Linked DNA regions of Homo sapiens: region 1 is linked to region 2. Evidence: read pairs that join two places in POLR2A ChIA-PET (ENCODE). Cell type or tissue: A673. All regions are shown on one strand. Links, peaks and the distances in the headings refer to the core of each region. The heading gives the core; the rest is flanking DNA. Region 1 has its middle 21 kb from the start of TMEM200A. Region 2 holds the start of ENPP3 (ectonucleotide pyrophosphatase/phosphodiesterase 3).

Region 1 (8,339 bases), core at 114-8,113, 1.3 Mb before region 2:
CTTTTAATTCTACAAAAATTCCTTGGAAACTCTAAGAGAAAGAAAATACTAGGTCTGATCCAATTGGATATTCTGATCATATTTATGTTTATATCATTTTGAGACTTTCTTCACAAACACCTTAGTGTGAGATTTCCTGCTATTGTAACCAGTCATCTGGTTTCCTTTATGATGAATTTGAAGGTTTTGTGCTTCAGTCTTTTCTTAAACATTTTTGTTTATTTATTTGTTTGAAGATGTTTGATTTCTGTGATGCAGTCAGGCCTCAGTTGGGGTGTGTCATCCTTGAGTGAAATTTGTCTGGATGCAAAAAATGATGCCAGAAACATTAAAAGGTTTTCAGTACATTTAGAACACATAAAGTTTTAGGTACCTTTAATAATTAAGCCTTATTGATGTGGGATTCCACAAACTCTCAGTGTTACTGTTTGTGTATTGTTTGAGTTTGCTGTGAAAGAAACACAGAGGGAGGGAGGGAGGAAGAGAGGGAGGGAGGAAGGAAGGAAGGAAATAAATAAATTAGTGATAATAACCAATATGGTCTATTACTCTGTTTTGCTTTAACACATGATATCACATCAGAATCCTTCAGCTGACTGATGACTACCCCATGTACAATGCAAAATGGTCAAACTTTAATGACTTTTAGAATAAAGATGCATAGGAATGCCTAGTTCTTGTTTTTAATTCAGGTTTTAGTTTAGTTCTTTTGTTGTTAATTTCTCTCACTTAAGAACCTGCTGAGCAGATTCGTTGAGTAAGAAGTAGAATAAAATCATACTTAACTTGCCTCAAAATTAAATGAAGCTTACTCTAGTTAGTTGAAGCCCACTCCAGCTTAAAACTTCAATAATATTTAAATTATATAAAGGTGAAAGAAAATACTCTGAGTCAGTAAAGTTCACGGCACATGCAAGGGTGTGTTTGCAGTGAGAACTTTGACAATGAGGAGTGGCTTTCATCTGTCAGTATGTAAGGATGTGGATGACATCCTGGAATTGGTATACTAAGAGTGGGGCTGATGGCAGCACTTATGAGTGGGAGGCTTGTTGTTATTTTAGCAGATTGTTAAACACATGGAAACATGATCTTTTGAGGCCTTTTAGGAAATAAATGGCTAAAGGATGACATTTCACCGTGTCTTCCCCATTTTCTGTGTTAAAATGTACCATCATGTGTTTTCCACCTCTAAACACCTTTGTAAATTTAGCTCCATAAATTTTAAAAAATCCATAAAATATTCTTTTTATTCCACCAATGGATTTAACTTAATAAGAAAATAAAGAGTTCCTACAAAGCAAAAACATTGACATGTCTCCTGACCTTACCATAATTGTTTGCTTTGTTTTGGGACAGTAGTTCTTAACTTTGGGTCTTTGGTTAGTTGGGTGGTCCACAGAAAGACATCAAGTTGTCAGGAAACCCTCTATGAGCATGGGACAAAATTGTGAATATGATTGCATCTGTCTTTTTCTGGAATAAGGGGCCATAGCTTTTACCAGATTCTCAAAAGACCCTCTGTCTAATAAATATATATCAAATAAAATAGAATGGTTAAGAACTAGAGATTTAAAGCCTTGTTTTTGTTTTAACAAGATGTTGCTTACAAACCCCAGAAAAAATTGTTTTGGAATCATAATGAGCTGTTTTTTGCTATCATGCATAAACTGAGCAGGAGCTTTTTGGAAAATTAATGTGAAAATATAAAAATGTAATTGCTAAGCAAACTGTGCATTAAGCATCATTTTCAATTAATTTTAGCTAAGAATTGGGTTATTAATTTTAATATCTTGCAATCACATTTATAATTAATTAAAGTTAATCTCTTTAAAACTCACTTTAGAGACTCTGTAAACTACAGTGTATTCTTATTTTTTAAGGAATTTCTCTTCTTTAAAAAACATAAAATACCATATCAGCTAGACAGGCTTTCATAATACCAGGAATAAACACCTCTTTTTCTTTAATTATAACTAAAACAGTGAGACTCCATTATTAAAATAAAAGATTAGAAAGAAAATTGTTTAACCCAACACTTCATTGTGTGGTAAATTTTATATGTAACTCATTATTTAATTGATTTTAACTGTTCTTGACCTAAGTAGCTTTCCTGAAAGGTGGCAATAAGAAATATTATTCAAATCTGATAAAATTCTCAAAGGCTTTATCTACAGAGTGTTAAAGGAAAGGAAGTGCTGCTGATCATGACTTAGTAAGCAATGTAGATGGTGAACCTAGGACATTTTGACCATGGTGGGGCCTTGATTCAACTATACAAGGAACAAGACTTTTCTAAAATGAGTTAAGTAAGTCATTTTAGGAAATTTCTGAAAGTAGACAACTTTTTGGAAGTTTAGAGTGAAATTTAATCACTTCTAGAATTACTGATTTCTGTGTACTTTTAGTTTTTTGTCTAATTTTATATTAAATCTAGTATGAAGGGCAATTTCAGGTCTGCATTATCAATAAACACAGAATCTTTTTCAAATAATCTTTTTAACTTACTATAAAAAGGATTTCATTTCACTGAAAGCTCGGACATTCTCCCTGAGGTCCCCTGAGTCAACTCCAAGTCTCCACAAATCGGGATCATAAGTGAGCTACCTATATCAAAAGTCATGACCAAGACAATGAAAAGGATGCTTTCTAGTCACATAGGGCTTTGACACACACTTCATTGCCAGTACAAAAATAACATACTGATGCATGGGTGAGAAATATTTAAATAATAAAAGGCATATCTCTGCAGTATTGTAAGAAAGCTATATGTGTCCTATAGGCTCAATTTTCTGTTATTTTCCTGATTCAAAGATTGTCCACATATTCCTTTCGTGGAAGTCAGACTATGAGAGCTGGTTCACTGTGGGGAGAGCTCAGTCCTAGGGCAAAGGGTATGCATGGGCTGGGTGAGTTAGGGGCTGGGTGTACTAAGAAGTAGCCTAGAAGTGGATGAAAATGGCAGGAGAAAAGGTATCAGTGCTAGAAGAAATTATTGACAATGAGTCATGGGCTGGGAGCTCTGGCTCAGGCCTGTAATCCCAGCACTTTGAGAGGCTGAGTTGGGTGGATCACTTGAGGTCAGGGGTTTGAGACCAGCCTAGCCAACATGGCGAAACCCTGTCTCTACTAAAAATACAAAAATTAACCGGGCATGGTGGTGGGTGCCTGTAATCCCAGCTACTTGGGAGGCCGAGGCGGGAGAATCGCTTGAACCGGGGAGGTGGAAGTTACAGTGAACCGAGGTCGCACCACTGTAATCCAGCCTGGGCGACAAAGTGAGACTCTGTCTTAAAAACAAACAAAAAAAAAAGGGTCAAGGACACCCCTTTTACCTCAATAACCCCCATAAGAGAGTGGCCCACTGGGCACACAAGGCAGCAAGTAACCTTCAGGGACAAAAGCTTTTCTGGCTTTTGTTTTCCTTGTCTTATTACCAACTTATTTATTTTATTATAGAGTAACAAACGTTCACTGCAGAAAATTTGGTAATACATAAAAAAGAAAATTCTCCTCTAACTCCAACTAGTAAGAACAGCTGCTAACATTTTGTTATTTGTCCTCCCAGTGTTTTTCCTACATGTATGTCTCTCGCTATCTGTATGTTTGCCCATTGGCAAAATCCTGGAATCTATTTTTTAATCCACATTTATTCTCTTAATATATTCTGCTTAAACATTCTTCTGGAGATACTTGTTTCTGACCTTCCCTGGCTTCTTTTTTTACGGGGGACAGAGTCTCGCTCTGTCGCCCAGGCTGGAGTGCAGCGATGTGATTTCGGCTCACTGCAACCTCCGCCTCCCAGGTTAAATTCATTCTCCTGCCTCAGCCTCCTGAGCAGCTGGGATTTCAGGCAAACACCATCAGGCCTGGCTAATTTTTGTATTTTTAATAAAGATGGGGATTCGCCATGTTGGCCAGGCTGGTCTTGAAGTCCTGGCCTCAAGTGACCTACCCATCTCAGCCTCTCAAAGTGCTGAGTGCTGAGATTACTGGCGTGAGCCATGGAGCCCAGCCATTCCCTGGCTTGTAACAGGGAATCCTTTGCTGCAGATGCCACTCACCCCAATATATGCATATTTTCCAGAAAGAAAGAAAGAAGGAGGAGAGGGGGTAGAAGTGAAGGGAAAGGAAGCAGAAAGAACAACAACAGCAAAAAAAAAAAAAAAAAAAAAAAAAAAAGAGAAAGACTGCATTCCTTTTACTTTGGCCTAAAAAAATTTCCTTTTACTGTTTCAGGACACCTGCCCCCCTATGCCCACCCCCCTCCATCTCCTCTACCAAAATGTCTGCACAACTTGTTTTTATCACAGTACACAAATGGAGGAAAAAGGGATGCTTTATGAACCAAAACTAGGCTGTGATTAAATTTCCATCAAATTCTTCCATTTATTCTGAACCTCTTAAGGTGGGGCAATAAGTAAGTGGCTCAATACTTAATATGTCTTTAATAAATGAGTGTGGAGTTGAGCTGAATTTTCTGTTCTGGGGATCAGGGAATGGGAGTGGAGGTGGAAGAAGCCTGCGTAAGCAGGAAAGTATTAGATACTTGTGTGGAGGTGGAGGTAGAGGACAAGTGGCTCCCCTGAAGAGGGAAGGATATTAGAAAAAGAAGCCTAGGAATGAAAAAGGCAAGCCTCAGAAACTCACAACCTCTTTTCTGCAGAAACAAGCAGCCGCCATCCACTGAGGTATTTCCTGTTAGGCAGCTGTGTAGACAACTCAGCTCCTCCTGCCTGTCAGGGTGTTCATCACCCAGGAGTGTTTTGGATAAAACAGGAGAAGCTGTGTTAATCTAGATGGAACTGTATTTGTGTTAGGGAATACAAATCCTCCAGGCTATGACAAGGCTTAGGTAAAATTATGGATGAGATTGGTTTGGGGGACATGGGGATAAGGACTGTGTCCAAGTCTCCTGAAACACCCCCGAGAGGCAGCAGGGTTTGGAATGCCTTTGAATCCTCAGTACCTGGCATATGGCAGGCCCTTGGCACCTGTTTATTGAATGAGTAAATACAGACACTGAGCTTCTTCTAGGCCCCATAACACAGCAGGAAGGAGAGAATTTGTCAGTTGTCCTCAAGTGGTACAAAAGAAGCCTGCCTGACTTCACATATGAATGTAGGGAGCTCAAGAAGCAAAAGGCAGAGAACAGATTCTCATAATTGGAACCAGAAAAGTCTCAGTATCTGTCATGGGTCATGTGTCATTGTGCCTGTTCCCAAATTAACTGTCAGGACATCCAGGGAAGGCAGTTCTGTTAGTTCCATGAGAAGGGTTTTGGATAAGGCTACAAGGGTAAAAAGCACACTAGGTTGTTATGACAGGCTGAATATTTTGCACTTTATCTTTTTGCAATATGCAGCCATGGAAGTTTTCAGAAAGAAAAACTTGATTAAAAATTAATATGGTTGGGAGGAGGAGCCAAGATGGCCAAACAGGAACAGCTACAGTCTACAGCTCCCAGCGTGAGTGACGCAGAAGATGGGTGATTTCTGCATTTCCAACTGAGGTACTGGGTTCATCTCACTGGGGAGTGTCAGACAGTGGGTGCAGGACAGTGGGTGCAGCACACCGAGCATGAGCTGAAGCAGGGTGAGGGATCGCCTCCCCTGGGAAGTGCAAGGGGTCAGGGAATTCCCTTTCCTAGTCAAAGAAAAGGGTGACAGATGGCACCTGGAAAATCGGGTCACTCCCACACTAATACTGCGCTTTTCCAGTGGTCTTAGCAAACGGCACACCAGGAGATTATATCCTGTGCCTGGCTTGGAGGGTCCTATGCCCACGGAGCCTCGCTCATTGCTAGCACACCAGTCTGACATCAAACTGCAAGGTGGCAGTGAGGATGGGGGAGGGGCTCCGGCCATTGCCCCATTGCTGAGGCTTGAGTAGGTAAACAAAGTGGCTGGGAAGCTCGAACTGGGTGGAGCCCACCACAGCCCAAGGAGGCCTGCCTGCCTCTGTAGACTCCACCTCTGGGGGCCGGGCATAGCCAAACAAAAGGCAGCAGAAACGTCTGCAGACTTAAATGTCCCTGTCTGACAGCTTTGAAGAGACTAGTGGTTCTCCCAGCACGCAGCTGGAGATCTGAGAACGGACAGACTGTCTCCTCAAGTGGGTCCCTGACCCCTGAGTAGCTTAACTGGGAGGCACCCCCCCAGTAGGGGTGGACTGACACCTCACACGGAGGGGTACTCCTCTGAGACAAAACTTCCAGAGGAACGATCAGGCAGCAACATTTGCTGTTCACCAATATCCGCTGTTCTGCAGCCTCTGCTGCTGATACCCAGGGAAACAGCATCTGGAGTGGACCTCCAGCAAACTCCAACAGACCTGCAGCTGAGGGTCCTGACTGTTAGAAGGAAAACTAATAAACAGAAAGGACATCCACACCAAAACCCCATCTGTACGTCACTATCATCAAAGACCAAAGGTAGATAAAACCACAAAGATGGGGAAAAAACAGAGCAGAAAAACTGGAAACTCTAAAAAGCAGAGTGCCTCTCCTCCTCCAAAGGAATGCTCCTCACCAGCAACAGAACAAAACTGGATGGAGAATGACTTTGACGAGTTGAGAGAACAAGGCTTCAGATGATCAAACTACTCCAAGCTAAAGGAGGAAGTTCAAACCCATGGCAAAGAAGGTAAAAACCTTGAAAAAAAATTAGACAAACGGCTAACTAGAATAACAAATGCAGAGAAGTCCTTAAAGGACCTGATGGAGCTGAAAACAATGGCACGAGAACTATGTGATGAATGCACAAGCCTCAGTAGCCAATTCAATCAACTGGAAGAAAGGGTGTCAGTGATGGAAGATCAAATGAATGAAACGAAGTGAGAAGAGAAGACTAGAGAAAAAAGAATAAGAAGAAATGAACAAAGCCTCCAAGAAATATGGGACTATGTGAAAAGACCAAATCTACGTCTGATTGGTGTACCTGAAAGTGACGGGGAGAATGGAACCAAGTTGGAACACACTTTGCAGGATATTATCCAGGAGAACTTCCCCAATCTAGTAAGGCAGGCCAATATTCAAATTCAGGAAATACAGAGAATGCCACAAAGATACTCCTTGAAAATAGCAACTCCAAGACACATAATTGTCAGATTCACCAAAGTTGAAATGAAGGAAAAAATGTTAAGGGCAGCCAGAGAGAAAGCTCGGGTTACCCACAAAGGGAAGCCCATCAGACTAACAACTGATCTCTCCGCAGAAACTCTACAAGCCAGAAGAGAGTGGGGGCCAATATTCAACATTCTTAAAGAAAAGAATTTTCAACCCAGAATTTCATATCCAGCCAAACTAGGCTTCATATGTGAAGGAGAAATAAAATCCTTTACAGACAAGCAAATGCTGAGAGATTTTGTCACCACCAGGCCTGCCTTACAAGAGCTCCTGAAGGAAGCACTAAACATGGAAAGGAACAACCGGTACCAGCCACTGCAAAAACATGCCAAATTGTAAAGAACATCGAGGCTAGGAAGAAACTGCAGCAACCAATGAGCAAAATAACCAGTTAACACCATAATGGCAGCATCAAATTCACACATAACAATATTAACCTTAAATGTAAATGGATTAAATGCTCCAATTAAAAGAGACAGACTGGCAAATTGGATAAAGAGTCATGACCCATCAGTGTGCTGTATTCAGGAAACCCATCTTATGTGCAGAGACACACATAGGCTCAAAATAAAGGGATGGAGGAAGATCTACCAAGCAAATGGAAAACAAAAAAAGGCAGGGGTTGCAATCCTAGTCTCGGATAAAACACACTTTAAACCAACAAAGATCAAAAGAGACAAAGAAGGCCATTACATAATGGTAAAGGGATCAATTCAACAAGAAGAGCTAACTATCCTAAATATATATGCACCCAATACAAGAGCATCCAGATTCATAAAGCAAGTCCTTAGAGACCTACAAAGAGACTTAGACTCCCACACAATAATAATGGGAGACTTTAACACCCCACTGTCAACATTAGACAAATCAACGAGACAGAAAGTTAACAAGGATATCCAGGAACTGAACTCAGCTCTGCAGCAAGCGGACCTAATAGACATCTACAGAACTCTCCACCCCAAATCAACAGAATATACAGTCTTTTCAGCACCACACCACACCTATTCCAAAATTGACCACATAGTTGGAAGTAAAGCACTCCTCAGCAAATGTAAAAGAACAGAAATTATAACAAACTGTCTCTCAGACCACAGTGCAATCAAACTAGAACTCAGGATTAAGAAACTCACTCAAAACCACTCAACTACATGGAAACTGAACAACCTGCTCCTGAATGACTACTGGGTACATAACGAAATGAAGGCAGAAATAAAGA
Region 2 (8,339 bases), core at 162-8,161:
CTTTCCCAGGCCTTCCTGGGCCTTGAAGCATGACAAGATAACGAAGGAATACTCACACTCCTTGTGACAAGACAGTCTTCGGGAGATTCCCAGCAGCTGCCGGGTGAGGTTTTCCTGGAGACTCTCCCCAGGGCTATCCCATGTGCAAAACCACACGTCCCTCTCCCTACTGGGGAATAACGGAGATCGGGGTGGACGCGCTCAAAGGGTAAAACCAGATTTATGCCAGGAGCCTATTATTTTCCCATCTGGGCTTGTTAAGCCATTTGCCTGGTACTGCCAGGGAAGCAATAGGGCTCGCTTATACACCTGCTTTGCATTTGGTTAAGATCAGGTTTTGAGTGGGTTTTGAGTCTGTTCTGCCCGAGTGCACCCCCTCTCTTGTCTTTGTCTGAAATCTGTCTCTGCTTGTTTGTGTATCTGTCATGGCTCACTGCAGCCTCAAACTCTGGCCTCAAGGGATCCTCACACCTCAACCTCTCCAGTAGCTGGGACTATTGGCATGCACCACCATGCCTGGCTAATTTTTGTTGTTGTTGTTATAGAGACAGAGTCTCCCTATGTTGCCCCGGCTGGTCTCAAATTCCTGGACTCAAGCAATCCTCTTCCCCCTGATTTTCAGAAATAGTGTCTAAATTCTATGATTTAGACATGTTTAGTTAGAGTAGTGATGCAGTCATTGTATTTATATTAGAATACATTCTTTTCATATTTTTTTTCTCACTGCTTTTAGGGTTGGAAGAGTTTAGTTAGTTAGAGTAGTGTTTTCCAAAGGGTGTACTGCAGTCTACAGGATTTTGATAATCTTTTCATTAGAGGAGTATTCAAGCTTTATTTAACCAAGGGGGTTGTCATAGAACTCATGTTCCATGGAACCAAACTTTGAGAATCACTGCCTTAGGGTCACTGAAACTAGAAGAGTTTAGCATCCACTATTTGCTAAAATTCTCTTTGACCAACACTATTATTAATTTAGCTTCTTTCATCACCAAACTGTAACCCCTTTTCAGCATGGAGTACACATGCTAGGATGCACCAGTCTAGATACATAAGAAAATAGTGAATTTAAATTGATTAGTGAAAATTGCTTGGATTTGGGGAGTTAGAAGTCTTGGGTATCAGTTCTAGTTCTGGCACCTAGTAAATAATTTTGAGCAATAAGTCATATATAATAACTTAATTTAAATAATCAGAGCCTTAATTTGCTCATCTAAAAACAAGAATAAAATGTTTATAAGGGATATTTTTAAGTTTGACTTGAGCTAATGTGTATAAAAACTTGTCAAATTGTGAACACTGTAAAAAGCAAGATATAATTATCACAGAACTAAGTACTTTATATTGGTTCAGCAGAGTTTCAGAATTTCTACTGTTGTCAAAGCACATGTTTTGCTATGTTGATTTTCAGCTGCTATGAAGTTTATAGAAAAGCGGAAAGTCTGAAATTTCTGTGACAAGGCTTTTTGTTCGGGGTTATTTTTAAAGAAAACAGAAGATCGGATTGCATTAAAATTTGATGATTGTGTTATTCTTGTTATATATGTCTTGACTAGTATTTAGTAAAAGTTATAAGGAAAAAAGGAGCAGTTGTCTGCAATATACTAGAAATGAACTTTAATCTTTTCACACGATTCTTATTACAACATTTTTTCCTCTCTCCAGATTGCCCAATCACTGAAGAGCTGTGATCTTCCTAAACAGTTAAAAGTCAGGCACAGCTATGTAACTCATACAGTTTCTCTTTGCCAGACTAGACTAAAGAAGGAGCACTAATTTATTCTGATAAAACAGGTCTATGCAGCTACCAGGACAATGGAATCTACGTTGACTTTAGCAACGGAACAACCTGTTAAGAAGAACACTCTTAAGAAATATAAAATAGCTTGCATTGTAAGTACAATTCTTATTTTTAGTCTTTCTAGTTTTGTGACAAATGTTAAAAGTATATGATTTCCCATTTACATTTCTTTGTGTTGCTATTAAAATGTAAACTTTTAAGTAACTGTATTCAGTATTATCCCTTATGAAAACTCTAATGCAAATTAATATCTTAAATCATATTTTACACGTAAGAAATTTGAGTAACAACAAGTTAACATTACGTTAAACTCAAAAGTTGGAATCCATGACAGAACGCTTTGTGGCGCTGATTTTTTGCATGATTATAACTACCTCTCAATCACTTTTTTATTGCATGAGTATTTTAAGACAAGAAAGTGAGAAATTAAAATCATTGTACCCTATTATTTGCTGAACCAACAATTGTATCCTATTTTACTTCACTCCTAGAGATAGTCTCTTTTGCCTATTTTCTCTCTCTTGTCATTTCATGTGGTAAGATCTGCCACCCCCCCTCACCCCCCAAATAAATTTTCCTTGATTTTATTTTCTTTTTTCTTTTTTTTAATTTTAAATTTTTTTCTTTTTCTTTTTACTCCAGAAATACGCTTATCCATTTCCTTGATTTTATTACTCTCTCTTTTCCCTTTGCCATCAAACTTTTGGGGTAAAGAGGGCTCATTTCATTGCTTCAGTTTTCTCAGCCCCCAACCATTCCTTTGTGCTCTGGCTTTGTTTCTACTGTACTGAGTCCCTGACTCAAAAGTCAGTCCTCCTCGTCCTTCATCCACTTGAGTGTTCATAACAACAATAACTTCCTGGTACTTTCTCATTCTGAATTATTCTCTCCCCTTGCTTCTACCATGACATTGACATTTTCATTTTATGACTTTTTTCCTTATCTGCATTCTTAGCCAACAATTTATCTTTATTCTCATGAAAATTACAACACAAGCTTCACTAAACCCTATCTAAGATCTCTTAAGAAATCTCATGTTCTCTAATAGTCTTTTTAATTTTAATTTTATTTTTGAGACAGGGTCTCTCTCCTTTGGGATCTCACCTCACCACAACCTCTGTTTCCCAGGCTCAAGTGATCCTCCTGCCTCAGCCTCCTGAGTAGCTTGGACCACAGGCACATGCCACAAGGCTCAGCTAAGTTTTTGTGAGTTTTTTTCTTTCTTTTCTTTTTTTTGTAGAGACTGGGTTTCACCATGTTGCCCAGGCTGGTCTCAAACTCCTGGATCAAGTGATCTACCTGCCTCGGCCTCCCAAAGTGCTGGGACTACAGGCATGAACCACTGCACCTGGCCTCTAGTGTTTTCCTCAGCCAAGAATTCCAAGTAATCCACCAGCTCTGACTTTTTGCCCAGCCTCTGTCACACAATTTCTTTTTTTTTTTAATTTTATTATTTTGGTAATATGTGTATTTTTAGAGACTGGGTCTCGCTATGTTGCCCAGGCTGGTCTTGAACCCTGGGCTCAAGTGATCCTCTCATTCAGCCTCTTGAGTAGCTGGGGACTATGTGTGTGCCCCAGTGCACTAGCCTGTTTCAAATGCCTGCTTCCTGACTCCTGACTCAGTACCTTACACCAAAACTAATTGCATTATTTTTTCACACCAATCTTGCCGCAGCTTTTCCCTATATCCCATATTTTAAGGTCACCGCTATTCTCTGTCTCTCCAGAATTGTTTCAAGAAGTAAATAAAATAATGTAAAACAATGTGTGTAAGTATTAAGCCTAGTAACAAAGTAAATCCTCAATATATTCCATTTATTCTTTATCCTTCTGAGAATTTCAATTTCAGAGTGCTCTTTATAGCTCTTATGCTAATATATATATATATATATATTTTTTTTTTTTTCTCTCTCTCTTTTTTTTGGAGACATGTTCTCGCTCTGTTGCCCAGGCTGGAAGACAGTGGCATGATCATGGCTTGCTGCAGCAACTCAGGCTCCAACTTTGGCTCAAATGATCTTCCCATCTCAGCCTCCCGAGTAGCTGGGACTTCAAGCATGTTTATTATATTTATCCTAGCTTATCAATTCAGGAAATTATAAAATCTTCCACAGCAAAATTTGTGCATCATTAATTTCCCTTCTTTGTATCTCTCTAGTGGTTTTTGAGTATATATAATGAAGTTCAATATTTTTAAATCATTGTTTCAAAAGTACCCTGATGTCTTCAAACTTTTACTAAAGTTTCACTTAAACATTTTGAAGGTATCTGCTGTGTTTCTAGCACTCTTTGTTTAGCCCAGTTAAAGCCAAATGATGTGCTCTCAGCAGTTTTTGATGTTCAGAGTATTCTCCCCACTTTGTGCACAGTGTAACATAGTTTAAGATACATGTGCACCCCAATATCAAGAAGCTTTTTTGGAATTACATATTTATAGTAAATGATTATAAAGGCTTAAAAATAAACTTCTTAGGCGGGGCACAGTGGCTAGTGCCTATAATCCCAGCACTTTAGGAGGCCGAGATAAGAGGAGCTCTTGAGGCCAGGAGTTCCATACCAGCCTGGTCAACATAGTGAGACCTCCAACTCTAAATAATAATAATAATAATAAATAAATAAGCCTTTTACTCTCAAGGAGCTCACAGAATAATGTAGAAAACAAGCCACAAATATATGGAACAAATACAAAAATTATGAAGAAACAGATTCTAACATTAAATATTGTGAAGTTTTAAAGCATCTTAAGAACAGCTAGATGTTGTTGATTTTTCTAGCAAGTTTGAACAGCAAAAGTACCACAGATAAGGTGTAAACCAAAATATGTTAATTTGTAAGTCTATGATGTGTGAGGTTTACCAGAAGGAGTTCCCCAACGTTGTTTTTCTGCTTTGTAGTCACTCTAGTTTCAGTCGACTGTGTCTTCTAAGCACCATGACAAGGGAGGAACTGCTAATGGTGTTATTTAGTAAATGCTTATGTTCATTTTTTCCTCTCCATCCTCTCCACTGAATGAACATGTACTGAAAGGTCACTGACCCTTGAGCTAACTTTGAGACTTCATATAAGAATTGTTTTCTTAGTATTGTAACATAGCTTCCCAATTGTTGAATTCACTTCCATTGTAAACATTAGATGTGTTAATTTTCCAGTTGACTTTCAGAATGAAAACAATCCTCAAAAAAATAATTTATGTACTTCTTAATTATCTAAGCAAAATCTGATGTTTTTTTCTTTTGTGAAAGTTATTTTTTGTGTCTGAAACTATAACAAAGGTTATTGTAAAATACTTTCCTAAGTAATTTGATTACGTGTCTTTCTGCCATTCTTTATGACAACATACAGTATTCAAGCCCTGTCATCCAGCATGCTTATCTCTGGACTTCATGGAAGAGGAAAGAGGGCAGCTAGAAGAATTCTTTTTAATTATATCATAGTTTAATCTAATCATAGCATAAAGTTCGTTACACCAAAGGGCTTTGTCAGCAGAGCGATAATGAATGACATAAACAATCTTTGGTCAGGCAGTTTCCAAATTATCCTAAGTGGTTTGTATGAGTGGAAGACCAAAACAGATTATTTGCTAGTTAACTATTTGGACAATGTATTTTTACGTATGTTAAATATTATTATCATCCTGTGATAGAGTAGGAAAAAAAGCCCTGCTCCCTTAGAATGAGGCAGTTAAGGATTTAACAGTTCTGCAATTCTTTTCAATAAATGATCACAAATGGGTGCCTGGTTTAAAAAAAATGGCCCAGAAAAATGGTTTTATGGTTTTAATTCTTAACTTTAACTCAATTTGCAGTTAAGTTCATTGCATTTGAATGGTAAATGTGTTTGAATTTGAAGATCTGTAATAAATGGTATCTTTAAATTCTGCCAAAATATTCTTTCTTAATTTCAAGCATTAAATAAAATACTATACCTCCAGTTAGGCCAGATACTAGATCATTGTTGGATCTGGTATCTGGCATAACTAGTACGCTGCAGGTACTTAGAGAGAATACTGAGAAAGGGTGGTTATTTGTATCTTTGTAATTTTTTAAAAAATTATAAAAGTTACTTTTTCCTTTTTGCAATAGGTTCTTCTTGCTTTGCTGGTGATCATGTCACTTGGATTAGGCCTGGGGCTTGGACTCAGGAAACTGGAAAAGCAAGGTATACCCCTCAGCCTTTTCTCAGAACATTCCCTTATTTCTTCTCTCTTCTGGCCTTAATTCATTAAAATGTATCTCCCATCCCAAGCCTCCTCTGTCCTCCATGCAGCATTCTGCTTCTAGACATCTCCCTTTCCCCACTCTACTTATCGGGAGTCCACATCTGAGGTTGGCATTGCTCACTGTACTTTCTGGACTTTACTTTTTCACCCTGCTCATTTGAGACTCATTATCATTCCAGTGTTTTTCTCTTACCTTTCTCCACCCTGGTTTTTTTTTTTTTTTTTTTTTTTTGGCAAGATCTCACTCTGTCTCTCAGGCTGGAGCACAATCTCCACTCACTGCAGTTCCTCCCTGCCCTCAGGTGATCCTCCCATACTTGAGCCTCCCAAGTAGCTGGGACCACAGGTGTGTGCCACCACACCCGGCTAATTTTTGCAGTTTTAGTAGAGATGGGGTTTCACTACATTGCCCAGGCTGGTCTCGAGCTCCCGGGCTCAAGTGATCCACCCACCTCAGCTTCCCAAAGTGCTGGGATTACAGGTGTGAGTTGCCGCGCCTGGCCCTTCTTCATCTTTATAATGGACTTTGGTAAGTGGATCACAGCCTTTTCATTCTGCTCCCACTGTCATTTTCAACATCTGATGACAAAGTATCTAGCCACTTAGTCTTGAAAGTCTTTGTTGCTTCATTCCCATGACCTCCTGCCACCACCCTGTACCTTGACACCACGCTAGAGTTGTTCTACCCCTAAAATCTCCTGGTTCTTGATTGGACAGTGCCAAATTCTTGAAAAGTAGTGCATAATAATATCTTCAAAAATTTTTTTCTTATAAGAAGCAAAGAAAAATAGGAGAAATATGTCCCAAAATATAAAATACCTCACATTCCTTTTGCTATATTTCATTATTATGGAGAGTAAATGCACCACTTACAAATGACAATATAAAAAGAATTACCTATAATCTTTTTACATATTGTTTTGTTACTTTTACTAAGGTGAAGTATGAAGCCAGTTGCTAGATCATTCATGTCCCCCCGCTTTTTGTTGTTTGTTTTTTGAGACAAGGTCTCACTTTGTTGCTCAGGCTGAGTGCAGTGGTGTGATCACAGCTTACCGCAGCCTCGATCTCCTGGGCTCAAGTGATCCTCCCACCTCGGCCCCCCAGGTACCTGGTATACAGGCATGCACTACCACACGTGGTTAATTTTTTAATTTTGTGTAGACATGGGGTCTCACTACGTTGTCCAGGCTGGTCTTGAACTCCTGGATGCAAGTGATACTCCTGCCTTGGCTTCTTTTAAGCATTGGGATTGCTGGTGTGAGACACTGTGCCCAGCACCCTCACCCTATTTTTGCCTTTGTAAAATTTTTATGAGCAATAATCATACCTCAAATAAACCTCATTGGCTACTATACTGCCAATGCACAAAGCTCTGGCCCCATTTTTAAATTTGACTAAAACCTTCTAGTGTGACTCCAGTGGAGTAAGTCTCATTGCTGCAGCATTAGGAAGCCTCAGTAAGGTTAACTGATAATTTTCCAGTCATGTGTCTACTTGAGAAACACTCAGCTTCCCTAGTATGACCTAGGAGCACAGTAGAACTGAAAAGTTGAATAATTGCTGGAAGATTACTATCTTCTCTTGTCACTTGGCTGTTGTGTTTCTGGGCCATAGTGCCAGTCCTTGATCAAAGAAATGTTGACAGGCCATTTCAGTGGTATTGTTTTGATGTTAGTACACACAAATGGGCATCACTTCTTGGCTATTTTACCCCCTAAATCACATAAATTGATTGCAGAAGGCATATCTAATGTCTGAACAAAACCTCCTTTTGTTCCAGCTCTTTCATTCACTTTAGTACACCCATTGGCTGGCTTCCCGGAGTCATTTTTCCTTGTCCTCGTCCTTTCATCTGAGTTGATCAGCCCTATGTGGCAGCATGCTCTTCCCTCTCCCTGGCAGGGCATTGGTAATTAACTCCAGCCCCTTTTTGCCAGCATCCTTAACATAGTCATCCTCTTTATTACTCATTTTTCCACCGCATCTATTCTCCTAAACCCCAACCCTGGGTCATTTTCACCATTTTCCACTCCAGTTAACTCACCTTCCATAGGCAATATGTATTTTTTCTAATGTGAGTTTTAAAATTTGTGCATGTTCTTACAGATTTACCGTCATGACTACACGTATTTTTTGATTGAACATTATGTGCTTGGTATTATTACAATTACTGGAGATGAAGTGGTGAAGACAAGAGACAAAATCCTTCCAGGAGTTTATATTTTAGCATGCAAGACAGACAATAAAAATATAAATAAACAAAATATGTATATAATAAGATAAAGTGCTAAGAAATAAGTAAAGCCCAAAAGAAGGA

The links. ChIA-PET counts read pairs that join two places held together with the same protein. Peaks named below come from ENCODE experiments on the same cell type or tissue, not always from the same donor. Only the 100,000 strongest peaks of a DNase experiment are listed, where the experiment ranks them.
Region 1: POLR2A ChIA-PET joins it to region 2 with 16 read pairs; 2 of 35 experiments call an interaction of 5 or more read pairs at or near these places.

The regions. Positions count from the first base shown.
Region 1 is chr6:130,340,675-130,349,013 of GRCh38, forward strand. It overlaps a transcript of SAMD3 not described here. Among named protein-coding and RNA genes, the nearest start is that of TMEM200A, 21 kb to the right of the region's middle. In A673, for the core only: no CTCF peak of the experiment used is centred there; no DNase peak of the experiment used is centred there.
Region 2 is chr6:131,635,573-131,643,911 of GRCh38, forward strand. ENPP3 (ectonucleotide pyrophosphatase/phosphodiesterase 3) reads left to right here and starts at 1,730. Exons shown (of 25, transcript NM_005021.5): 1 at 1,730-1,890; 2 at 5,883-5,958. The coding sequence starts at 1,813. It also overlaps the pseudogene RNU4-18P. RefSeq lists a silencer at 369-458. In A673, for the core only: no CTCF peak of the experiment used is centred there; a DNase peak (open chromatin) is centred at 7,849.